3 separate regions of the Homo sapiens genome follow, and all the other regions are linked to region 2. A link is a contact called in ENCODE Hi-C or POLR2A ChIA-PET data. All regions are on one chromosome and are shown on one strand. Each heading gives the region's core, a stretch centred on a gene start or an enhancer-like site at or near the end of the contact. The rest is flanking DNA. Distances are from core to core; before and after follow the strand shown.

What was found. A loop is a pair of places that touch in the nucleus more often than their neighbours do. ChIA-PET counts read pairs that join two places held with the same protein, here RNA polymerase II (POLR2A). Pooled maps may share reads with other maps.
Region 1: a pooled map shows a loop between it and region 2 (2.8-fold over the local background). The contact joins the enhancer-like site here to the promoter of CKS1B in region 2. A Hi-C loop is called at or near these places in 1 of 50 pooled maps. POLR2A ChIA-PET finds 5 or more read pairs at or near these places in 4 of 52 experiments (Caco-2, GM12878, activated CD4-positive, alpha-beta T cell and 1 more).
Region 3: a loop to region 2 is called in a pooled map, with 3 times the contacts of the local background. The contact joins the enhancer-like site here to the promoter of CKS1B in region 2. A Hi-C loop is called at or near these places in 6 of 50 pooled maps. POLR2A ChIA-PET finds 5 or more read pairs at or near these places in 4 of 52 experiments (A673, K562, Panc1 and 1 more).

Annotation. Positions count from the first base shown.
Region 1 is chr1:154,746,498-154,750,742 of GRCh38, reverse strand. All of the region lies in intron 3 of KCNN3 (potassium calcium-activated channel subfamily N member 3), which reads left to right. Among named protein-coding and RNA genes, the nearest start is that of KCNN3, 120 kb to the left of the region's middle. RefSeq lists enhancers at 842-1,345, 2,241-2,450 and a silencer at 1,543-1,592. Within about 2 kb of position 2,587, at least 12 of the 41 ENCODE cell types and tissues checked have a DNase peak (open chromatin) inside an H3K27ac peak, as active enhancers do; they include GM12878, where a contact is called at or near this core.
Region 2 is chr1:154,973,269-154,976,990 of GRCh38, reverse strand. CKS1B (CDC28 protein kinase regulatory subunit 1B) reads right to left here and starts at 2,310. Exons shown (of 3, transcript NM_001826.3): 1 at 2,187-2,310. The coding sequence starts at 2,245. MIR4258 (microRNA 4258) reads right to left here and starts at 1,298; the gene lies at 1,208-1,298. It also overlaps a transcript of SHC1 not described here. RefSeq lists enhancers at 1,905-1,964, 2,065-2,214, 2,665-2,814 and a silencer at 2,485-2,574.
Region 3 is chr1:154,806,920-154,810,981 of GRCh38, reverse strand. All of the region lies in intron 2 of KCNN3 (potassium calcium-activated channel subfamily N member 3), which reads left to right. Among named protein-coding and RNA genes, the nearest start is that of KCNN3, 61 kb to the left of the region's middle. Within about 2 kb of position 2,446, at least 7 of the 41 ENCODE cell types and tissues checked have a DNase peak (open chromatin) inside an H3K27ac peak, as active enhancers do.

The DNA of each region.
Region 1 (4,245 bases), core at 1,338-3,837, 230 kb after region 2:
TCTGTGTCTTCAAAGATGGTCTCTTAAGACCCTTATCAAGGATCAGGGCTGCAGCTGCCCACTCCCCTACCTAACCAGCTCTCCATCTAGTGTGGGAAACGGGTAAGAAAACATTCTCTGAGAATTACAGCTCCTTAGAGCTGGAAGGGGCCCTAATGCACATGGACCCAGCCCCCCACCCTTCCCAGATGAAGAGAGGGAGGCCCAGAGCTGTGAGAGTTGATGCGAAGGGGGTTTTGCTCTATTCCCTTCAGACCCCACAGGTGAGAAGGCATCTCCAGATGGGTCATCTCTTTATCCTGCTCCTTCCTTTCCTTAAGTAAGAATCTCTCAGTTCAAGAGGCAGAGAAAAGGATTGCTGAAGGCAATCTGTCTCTTCATATCTCTTTCATTCTGCTCCTGGGGCCGAGGAAATGGGTGAGGAGGGGTGCAGGAGGCCCTTGGCCTGAGCACCAGGCCTGGAGCCTTCCCTTCCAGCCGCTGCTCTCCAGAGCTTGGGGTGCACCAGCTTCGAGGCTTTAGAAGCTTCTCCAGCAAGAAAGGCCCTTCTGAGGGAAAAGTGTGTGCGACTGGCTGTCTCCATTCCTTTCTCCATATAGTGTTGACCTTCGGAATTAGCTTTATTCCTGACGTGTACCAGAATTTTCAGTTAATCATGTAAACCAAGGCTCAGGTGACTTGGCTGTGGGCAGTTGGGGCCGGACCAGCCCCTGAGAAACTACTCCCATCCCAGACTTCGTGACGCTTCACTTGGCCAGAGCCCACTCCCAGAAAGCAGGGAAATGTGCCTTTCTGCGTAGCCCAGGCCTATGGAAAGAGGCGAGAGGTCAGGGACAGCTGCACTCCCTGGGCAGGCTGCTTGTGGTCCGGGAGCATCCCGTAGTCTCCCCAAGCCCCACGGCCGTGGGGACCCCGGGTCAGGGCATTATTGTGCATATCCCTGTCCTCAGGCCCCTCATGCTCAGGCCAGACCCTCACCCAGGTGCCCTTGCCCTCAGACTCCTCCCCTTCCAGCCATTGTCTCTGTCTCCATCCCTGTCCCTCTCTTTCTCTATCTTCCTCTCTCTCTGATTCCCTGGGGGCTACTTTGCAACCTCTGCTGAGTCAGAATTCTTCCCACTCGCCCTGACGTCCCAGGCTCCTCCTTGGCACCCTGTCTTCTCTGTGGCAGGGAAAGACGCCCAACCAGAGCTCCCACGTCCTGCCCTGGGAACCCCACTGCTCTGGGAAACAAAAACAAGAAAATTCCTTCCCAGGGTACTTGTTCTGTGCTGTTCCTCTTTGTTCTTGGTCACAGGGTGATTCCCACGTCCTTCCCACACTAACCCTGCCTAGGTGAGGCTGCAGCTTTGTGTGCCTTCCACAACATTTGCTTGCCTGGGGAGCTGCCTGCCTTTAATTATCTTTGGAAAGCATAACTGAGAAGAGCAAGACACCCGTCTTTTCTTTAGGGCTCTTGCCAGGAGCACTGCCTATGCAGCACTTCCCTCCAGGGGGTGCCATTCACATTGAAGTCTTCGTGACTGGCACTCCTTGGAGTTGCACAGTGCGCAACCTATGCTGCTGAACAGGGCAGCCCTGGCTCTGTCTTACTCTCCTGGGAAGCATGGCTCATTATAACACAGATCCAGGATGAGATACCTGAGAGAGAGAGAATCCCCACCAGTCTCTCCACTCATCTCACCTCCCTTTTTAGGTCTCCACCTCCTCCAAGGTGTAATATGGTCAAAGACAGGGCTCCTCCAAGGTGCAATATGGTCAAAGACAGGGCTGTGGATGCAGGCAAGTCCAAGCACACACTCGGGCCCTGCCACTCAATTGATGTTTTATTTTGTGCAAGTTTCCTAATCTAGTAATTAATCAAGTGATCCTCCCACCTCAGCCTCCAGAATAGCTGGGACTATAGACACGTACCACCATGCCCTGCTAATTTTATTCATTTTTTGTAGAGACAGCATCTCACTATGTTGCCCAGTCTGGTCTTGAAATCCTGGGCTCAAGGGATCCTTCTGTCTCAGCCTCCCAAAGTGCTTGGATTACAGGCATGAGCCACTGCACCTGGTCTAATTTTCCAATTCAGTAAAATAGGAAGTGACAGTTATGAGTCTTGTTTTTTGAGGATTAAATTCAGTAATGCGCATAAAGCTTTGGCCCACATGGCACGTGATTGGCACTTGAGAAATGATAGTGATTATTGTTATCTCTTCAAATAAGATTAGCATCCAGTCTTACCTACCACACAGAGATAGCCCCAGAAATAAAATGAAATGAGAAGTAGATCATCTCTAAGATCTTTGAGGAAGTATTTTGCAAGAATCCCAACTACTGTTGTTCTTCTCTCTGTATATAAAAAACGATGAACTGTGAAGCCCCTTTGCTTCCAAGTCACGCTCTGTGACTGATGGCAGATGTCGGGAAAGGCTCAACCAGGAGAGAGAAAGCTTGCAGGCGCGGGCGGCAGACTGAGGGCCCCGGGCGGGTGGAGCTCAATGAAAACCACAGACAGACAGCAGCTGTGAGAGCAAGCAGAGACCCAGAATGGCTTTAAACAGAAAGCAGAGGCCCACAGCAGGGAGTGAGATGAGACCAGGTTTAAACGTCACTTTCCCCTAAGTCCTTGTTCATTCACAGCTTCCTTCAGTAGCTCTGACCAGCTTTCTCAGCACCTGCCGACCGACAAACCAACCAACCAATGGAGGCTGGTGCTGGGGGTGGAGATGGCCAAGAGCCGGTGGTGAGAAGTGAGGGAGAATGGGGAAGAAGGGGCTCCACAGAGGGCACTTGATCCGGGACGGCTTTCCGGAGGAGGTGATTTCCTAGGCCTAAGGGGCCTCCGGGCAGAGGGGCCAGCATGAGGGAAGCTCGGAGGTGGGGGAGCATGGATTGGAGGAGAGAATAAGCAGTTGCTTGCTGGGGTGTCATAAGATGCGGCAGTGCACTCAACGCTACAGGAGCAGGCACGGGCCTTTTTCACCAGCCTAAGGATTTTGGAATGACTCTTCTATCAGCCAACAGTTTCCAACCTTATTTATGTACTTGTTTCTTTGATTCCAGCGATGCAGGAGAGATGATATTCAGACAGCCGACTTCTGCTGTGGGTGTGCCCCAGGTTATAAATCATTTCCATCAGGCTAGCTGGAGTCCCGGCCCTTCCTTTCCACTGAAGAAAGCAAATCAGAGTACCAGATAGCGAGAGTGATATTATCACAGGATAGCCTTGAAACTGCCATAACAAAAAAAATAAATCGTTCACAAATGTCAATCCTTCAACTACTATTAGCCCCAGAGAGACTGTTTGTCTGCCCCAGTGTGTCGCTGTGCAGAGGCTGAGAACGTCCCCTCTCCTCTTCCCACACCTAGGAGAGGGGGAGCCACTGGTAGATTGGGAGCAGGGGAGGGTCTGGAGTTTCAGAAAGATTTCCCTGGCTGCAGTGTGGAAGGGGGATTTGAGGGGAAGACGGGACACCAGCTGGGGAGGCTGCTGTAGTAACAGAATGCTGCCCCCACCACCCCTGGGTACAGTGGTGGCTGGGATGAAGAGCAAGGGCAGTTTTGAGAGAGCTAGAGGAGCCAACCTCCACCGGACTGACTCACTGGATGTGGAGTGATGGGGAGGAAGCTCAGGAACAGTGTCTGGTGTCCTAGTGTGGCTGGCTGGATAGCTGGTGGGACTGCCCACGAATAGGAGGTGCAGGAGGAAGAGGGCCGGGGTTGCAGGGGACCTGGGCAGCAGGGAGAGGGCAGGTAATGAGCAGAGTTGGGGATCGGTTGAGCTTAGTTTACCTGCCACCCCTCCAGAGATGTCCCACGTTGGGGGGACCCATGCACCTACTCCAGATGTTACCCTCCCCACTTTACAGCACAGGATTCTGCCTGGTGACATTTGATGCCATCTGTATCTGGCCACCCAGTGGGTGCAAAATGCAAGTTTGCTGATTAAGCAAAATCAACCTGAAGCAAACAAAGACTGATGTCCCCAAGGGATAGCCAGCTCCTTGGAGGCAGAAACCCTTTCCCTCTAGGGCAGAGCTTCCTCTGTGGGTCCTCACAGGGGAGGGTGGGAGAGAGACTGAACAAGTGAAAGGGAAAACAAGAGAGGAGAGATGAGAGGGAGGTGGAGACAGTGCTTCAAAGGAGAAAAAAAGAAAAAGAAGCATGAAAGAGAAGAAGAAAGAACAGAGAGGGGCAAAGGCAGGAAAAATAGAGGAGAAGGAGGAAGAAGATGGAGGGGTTTGGGGCAAGAGT
Region 2 (3,722 bases), core at 1,061-3,560:
GGATGTACCTTGAGACTTTCTGGGTAAATTCCGTGCTTTTCTAACCAAGGATAAGTCTCCCTTCATAGCAAAAAAATTATTACCCTGATGTGAATCAAACTAATCCACATAGTCTTCGTCATGCTCAATGAAAATGTACTAAGTTCTCCCTCTGTGCTAGTAACAGTGATTCCCCACCATTCTCCTAAAAGAAAAAATTCTAGTCCAAATATAATGAAAATAGCTCACATTCTAACACCACCCTGGCACGAAATTTGGCTTCAATACATACACCAAAAAACCCCTCTTAAACCAAAGTGCCACTGCCAAGAGTTTCATCTTCCAGGGGATGAAATGGTGATTCCTTCCCAGCTCCACAAATCTCTTATAAGCACATACAGTTTTAAGTTAGTTTAGTTCAGATGTAGAGGAAAACAGCTGAGGAAAAGAAAGTTAATTAAAGGAGGGTCTGGAGCCGTCTTGGCATAAAGATGATTATGTATTTGTCAATGCACATCGAGTTCTCTGGAAGACCCAAAGCCCTGAACTAGGCTGGGTGAAGAGACACAAGAAAAGCAAGTTTTCATTTTATGTTCTCCAACTGAGGAGACAAGATACAAACCAGGAAGTGGTCTTAATTATTACAATTAATACAGATTAGCATAATGCCAACATTTGTGGAATCCTGTGTCTTCCCTTATTCCCAATCTAGATTATGCACTTAAAATTTATCAAGCCCGAATGCCACATCCAGTGCCAGGATTCCATCATCACCATCCTTGGCAGATGGCTATCCAGTGTCTTCTAAACAATTTCAGTCAAGAGGTGCTTCCTCCCACATACCTTTTTCTTAGAGTCTCATCTCAGGCTCTGCCCTCTAGGAAGCTTTCCCCAACATTCCCTCTTCCGTTTTTCCTCTCAGTATTTTAAGTTTCATGTTCAAGGGTACATGTGCAGGTTTGTTATATAGGTAAAATCCTGACTCGGGGGTTCGGTGTACAGGTTATTTCATCACCCAGGTACTAAGCATAGTACCCGACAGTTTTTTTTTTTCCTGAACCTCTACCTCCTCCCACCCTCCTCCCTCAAGCAGGCCCCAATGTCTGTTGTTCCCCTCTTTCTGTCCCTGTGTTTTTATCTCCGACATATAAATGAAAACACGCGTAGTTTACTACTGGTTTCGTTTTCAATGGTGGTGAAAGAGACATCACGCTGAATTGGCCCTTAGGACACTCCCCCGCCCCCAAACCAAGCCCAGGGAAGAAGACCGACCGAAAGTAAGAGGTCAGCCTCCAAGGCGGTGGCGGGGCGGGGGGCGTTCTCGAAGCGTGGGATGGGGGAGCGTCCTGGAGTTAGCAAAAGTAGGGGACTGACTTTCTAGCCCCACCTCAACCCCCGCTCACAGCTAGGAAGCCGCAGCCTTCGGGTCGCCAGTTCCCTCTCCTTAGCAAGTCTTGTGTGCTCCCATCACACCCTGTAATGGCTCCTTGCATAGCGTGTGTCACCTTTCTGGTGTCTGTCGGTACCACCCACAGATTTTTAAATTTGTGAACAGCAGAGACCATGTGTTATCCTTGCACTTTAGCAGAACACCTGAAACCTGTTAAGTATTCCGTAACTGTTCCCTTTGATATTTAAAGGGCATCTATTAGACCCATATTAAGTATTTTCTCAATGCTCCTAGCCAGTTTTATTCCATTGCAGTCCCAAGCGATCCCCTTCCTTACACAAGCCAGACAACCACGCCCCTTGTCTTTTTCACGAGTTAATAAGCAATATTCAACTCTCTCAGCGCTACTCTCCTGTTAGGGACGCCAGGAAACTTCCAGCTCCGCTTTTGCTACGTTCTCCCACTGGATTCGACAAGATTACTGTGAAACAGTCTCTACAAGGCAAGTTAAGTTTGCCCGATAAAGTTCAGAGAATGATCCAGAAAGCCTCATGGGTGAGGGTGGTCAGTACCCTAACCACGCCCACCCCTCTCTCCTCTCTACTGAGAGGCGACTCCAAATTCGCAACCACTTTGTTTTACGAGCGCCTCCCACCTCCGCGCATGCGCCTTACGCCTTCCACAATATCACACCATTGCCCGTTCGCACCTCGTACGCATGCGCCAATTCTATCGCCTCAGTTCCTGTTACTAATTCCTTGTGCCCTCAGCGGCCAAAGCTCACGACCCTCGCTATTGCTCCCGCGCCAGCACTAACCGATACTCAAACTCCTCGTCGTCGTATTTGTCCGAATAGTAAATTTGTTTGTGCGACATGATCGCTCGGTTTGCTAGCCTTCAGCCCCGCGCCGCCAACCTCCAAGCAACTCCCAACAGCACGCGCTCCCACCCACTTTGGCCTCGCTTTCAAACACGCCGCCCGCACTTCCTATTGGTCCGTTTGGCTCGAGGCGGGACACCTCTACTTTCAAGCCTCCGATTGGCTTAGATTTACTTCTCTTCGGATCCTTATTGGAGGGCAGTTCTCACGCTTCTCAAGAACGAGCGTGGGTCAAAAGTAGGCGTCTTATTGGCCACCACTGCCTTTGTGCGCGATCTCGCGCTGCCATTGGCTAACTCGGGAAAGTGGGAAGCGTGAAGGAGGGACCCTGAGGTAGAGGGTCAGGGGTTAGTGAGGCCGGAAGTGAGTGTAATAAAGTTTCTCCAGGGAGGCAGGGCCCGGGGAGAAAGTTGGAGCGGTAACCTAAGCTGGCAGTGGCGTGATCCGGCACCAAATCGGCCCGCGGTGCGGTGCGGAGACTCCATGAGGCCCTGGTGAGTCTTGACTTTTTTCTCCTTAGGTGACTCACTCTTTCACCCCGGAACCCCTCTCCCGGGACCCCACTTCCGGTCTTCATTTATAAGTCCCGCCCCTGAGACCCCTCTCCCCGGAAGTCCCACCTCCCAACTTCAGGGGGCTCCCCCGAACCCCGACTTGATTTTTATTTTTTGTCTCCGACCCCACCCTGTCGCCCAGTTTTTCTGGAAGTCCCCACCCCCCGACACGTTCCAAGCCCTACTACGAGAAACCCTTCGTTACTCCTTCCATTCTCCGAAACTCCGCCTCCTAGCAACGATCCTCGGCTAACTCCTGTCAAAAGGCCTATCTCCCAAAAGGGCAAAACCCTGCTCTTCAAAGAACGATTCGAATTTGTTGAAGCTCCGCCCCTCCGAAGCCACGCCCCCTCCGTAATCCACGTCTGACTGTCCAGAAAGCCTCCCCGCCCAGAAGTCTGAAGTTCGCGTCCTTAGGGGACCACGCCCCCTTAGGAGCTTTATCTTTGTGGGACCTGGGTCATCAGCTGAAAAGCCTTGTCGTCAATCCCTGAAACTCCACCTGCTTATATTTTCCTGTCCTTTCTCTTTTTGGGCCTTGGGATCAGTTTTCCGAGCACTCTCGTGCTCCCCCAGGTGGGAAGTCAAAGTTCCCATCTCTGGCTGTAAGGAGTGAGATTAAAGGCAGCCGTTTTCCGTTTTCCTTTCTATCTTTTTTTTTTTTTTTTTTTTTTTTAAGACGGAGTTTCGCTCTTATCGTCCAGGCTGGAGTGCAATGGTGCGATCTCGGCTCACTGCAACCTCCGCCTCCTGAGTTCAAGTGATTCTCCTGCCTCAGCCTCCTGAGTAGCTGGGATTACAGGCGCCCACCACCACGCCCGGCTAATTTTTGTATTTTTAGTAGAGACGGGGTTTCCCCATGTTGGCTAGGCTAGCCTCGAACTCCTGACCTCAGGTGCTCCACCCTTATCAGCCTCCT
Region 3 (4,062 bases), core at 1,197-3,696, 170 kb after region 2:
TGAAGCAGAGAAGGTAAGAGATGTGTCCACAGTCATGTGGCTGGTGAGGGCAGAGGGTTTTGAGGTCAACTGTTTGAGTTGACCATCTCCAAAGCTAGCCAGGTTGCCCTGCCTGGGGGAGAGAGGCCCGTCCTCAAATTAACTCTTCTACCCCTGGTTCCTACAATGGCTAGAAGCAGCCTAGAAGGTGGGCTGAGTCATGGGGACTTCCCTCCAACAAGGGTGAATATTAGGAAGCCTAGGGCTGAACAGTAACCCAGTGTTGGTCCAACCTTGCAGCAGCTCTGGAGGCCCTCATCCCAGCCACACCCCCACCTTGGCTGTGCCTTGTGGTGGCTCCTCTGCCTATTAAAATCCCTTCCTTCTCCTGGTTTCCCTATTGTCCTCCCCTTGGGTCCAAGGCTTGCCTCAAGGATGAGGCCCAGCACCCTTGGGGAGGTAGAAGGGCAGCCATCTCAGGGTAACCTGCCCAGCCATCAGAACTGGGACCCGCTTCAGTTTCTCTGCCTTGCCTTCTGATCCCAAGGAAGGCTAGGGTCTTCCTTGAAGCCTCACTGAGCCCCATACTGGGTCTTGTTCTTTCTTGCCTCCCTGCCTTCTGAGGGGCTGACTTCTACTTCTGCTCGCCTGGAGTCACAGTGTCCCTGATAGTCCCCAGGCCCTCAGGATCAGACCTGCCTCTAACCCCAAGCCATCATCTGCCTGGGCTGAGTCTGGTCTTTCCCTTAGACACTGTGCCTTGGGCTGCCAGTGGCCTGGGTGAGTCAGGCTTCAGCAGCTCTTCCTGTTTCCCCGCCCATATTCTCCCCTCCTTCTGCCCGTTCCTATGGTAAGGTGCCAGCAGCCTTCCACCCAAACTCCCCTAAGCTGGACCCAGGACTTCCCTAGATTAAATGCCCCCACTTCCCTGCCATAATCATGTCAATAATCCTGTTTCCACCCTGATCTTGCTACTCTGAACAGGATCTGCTTGGTCCACAGCAGCCCAGGGATCTGGTGACACACTGACCCTTACACACCACTGGGATCAGGTCAGTACAGAAGGCACCGACCTGCTTTCTCACTTTGTTACTGCAGCCAAAGACAGCCAGTGACTTTTAGCTTTCATGGTAGCCTGTTAGTTTATATTGAATTGAATATTTACTAAAACCCCTCTGTCTTCTCATGAGCTGCTAAGCAGCTCCCCACCCTCTGCCCCCTCAATCTCCCATCCTTCCTAATACCGTTGGCTTTTTAGGTGAGAACTGTACCTTTCATTTTCTTCTGTTACGTTTCCCTGCAGCTGTTTCAGCCCTTCATTCTAGTCTGTCCAGGCCTTTTAGCATCTCACTCAGCAACATGTATTTGGGGGCCTCCCAGCTTCCTGCCCTCCCACATGTGATGAGCCTGAGTATAATAGCTTCATCTAAACCATTGATACAAATGTCGAACCAGAAGTCAAATCTGGGAGGTAAACTTTCTTTGGTTGGACTAAAGACAGGAGAAGTAAAGAAGAAACTTCAAGGATTTGCAAATCTTTTTCATCTTAAAAGTTTTGTGGCCTCCTGTGAGGTTGTAGTTTTATGTGCCCTCCCACCCCAGCCCCCAAATAAGCCTGCTCTGCATTCATAGAACACGTGTTTATTGAGCCATGCTCTGTGAGGGGCACGGTGCCTGGTATGGGACAGAGCTGTGAACTACAGACTGGACCCGGTCTCGTGTTACTCACAGTCTGTGAAATGAAAGCGTGGCTGCTGGTGCTGGGGCTTGGCTGCTGGGGCTGAGTGTTGAGTCTGTGAAATGGACGGGTGAAGCCGTACACCTGGTCACTCGGTGAGATCACGTTGTGTCACAGGAGAGTGCTGAGGCATGGCCACCGTGGCTGGACGTTCTCAGAGACACTGCTCAGCCACAGCAGCTGGGCCTGGCTATGACCACTGACCTGTGACTACATCAGGCACAGCCACAAACCAGAGATCAGTAACCAGACACGGCGGAGCCATCCAGTGGGCGCAGAGCAGCCACCGCCTCTGAACTCAGAGCCACGAGGCGGCTCTGCGGGAGCCGCCCGACACCTGCCTGCTGTGTGATCGCCAGCAGACCCTGCCCCTCACTGCCCTCAGATCCCTCACTTGTGCATCTGGGGAGGAAGCTAAGGGCTCTCCAAGGTCCCTATCAGCTCTTTATGGTGCTTCTTGCTAGAATGTGCTAGAAACCATATCGATTTGAGAGCAAAGAGAAATTGCCACCAGTGGGTGTGTATGTGTGGAATGGGAGGCGGGGGAGTGGGCAGGGCGATATTTGTCTTCCTGCTGCTGTTAGAAATAGCAACTATTCTCTCCCCTGAGGACTGGACAAAAGGTGATTAATTCATTCAGCACAGAGCTATTGAAGGGCTGTTCTGAGCCAGGCACCGTGGGGACAGCAAGGTCCCTGCCCTAAACAGGCTTGTGATCTAATGGAGAGATAAGCACGCAGACACACACGCCTTGGCTGCTGGTGCTGAGGACAAGGGTGTGGAGGGCACGGCGCACAGTTCCACCTAGATGGGAATGAGGACGCTGCTGTGCAGGGCATCTGAGATGGTCATGGGGTCAGTTCTAGCAGGTGCAGGTGGGTCGAGGGTCCTCTAGGGGAAGGGACCAGCTCCAGCAGCTGTGAAGAATGCAGAAGCTCAGGGCTCTGCGGAATGGGAGGCATGCAGCTGATCGTAAAGGGAATGTTGAAAGGTGAGAATAGAAAGAAGGGCTGGAGCCAGATCCTGGTGAGCAGCAGCTGGAGCGATGAGGCACCCAGGTCTAAAATGGTAGTAGCCCCATTCTATCTATGAGAAGGGGTTGGGGGATGGCGATCTGATGGCGGGAGAGGGAAGCCAGGGAATTTGTCTTCAGGTTGCACCTGCAAAGCATTTTATGTAAGATGGAGAGAATGTCAATAGTCTGTATCAAAGACTGAGAGGTAAGAATGGGGATGGGAGACGGGTGTAGATTATGGTACAGGTTGAACCCCCCTCAATCACTGGGACCTGCTCTGACCTTAGAGTACAGGGTTGGGCTAGAGGAATGGTGGATGAATCTCCCTCCTTGGGAGATTGTTAGGATTAAAGATGAGAGCCACCTGGTACACTCTTGTTTAAGAGTCAGAGGAATGGAAAAACACCCCTCCCACCCCAAAACGCTGAGGTTCTGATCTCACTGACTGAACACCACCCAACCAGGAGCCAGGGCTTGAGGGCAGCCCGAGTTTGTCTTGCTCTGTCGGATCTTTTTGGATGTTTAGCAGGAGCGACACTGATCAGACTTCACAAGAACCTTAGGATTTTACAATTTTGCTCTTCCCTTATTGTTCACAAATCAAGCCTATGCCTAAAAATACACTCTTCTCCAGCAGCCTCGGGGACTTAGCTTCTCCCCCAGGCAGGGAGTTTACATCCTTCCTTTGCCTGCAGAATTCAACCTTGCAGGTTTGGTGGGGTGGCTGGAAACCGCCACCATCCCAGAGCAGGCTTCTATCCCCAGGGCCTGGCTGTCACCCGCAGCAGCAGTGACATCACCCAAAGCCGACTTTGTGCGGGGGGCTTCTGAGTGTTAAGTGGGCTCAAAAGGTTGAAGTGCGGGGGCAGGTAGGAGGAGCTGCGTGGCTTGGGAAGGAGCAGCTGGCGCTGTAGAGGGAATGACTTGCCCCAGCTGCTGTTGGGTTACGGGCTCGAGTTGTCCACAGCCACCAGGGGACATTTTTTCCTCTTCTCAGTTCCTCTTTGACCCTGCGCTCAGCTTCACCAAAACCACCTTGTTTCACCTTCTCTGTATGTCCTCGGCCTCTCCTTTCCTGCTTGCCTCAGTCTTTCCCATCTTTCAAATCTAAACATGTGGTGTCTGTTGCTGCGGGTTGACTGCATGTGTATGTGTGGTTTTCAAGCTGAATTGACAGGGCTGAGTTTTACAGCCAATACTGCCTGGCTCTGGAAGAAGAGAAAGAGGAGGACAATGAGGGACAGGATCTCTTGTAGCAGAGAACATTCTGATCCAAATGTCCTTTCAGGATAAATTTAGTTCCCGGGGCTGGGACCACATTCTAATTTGG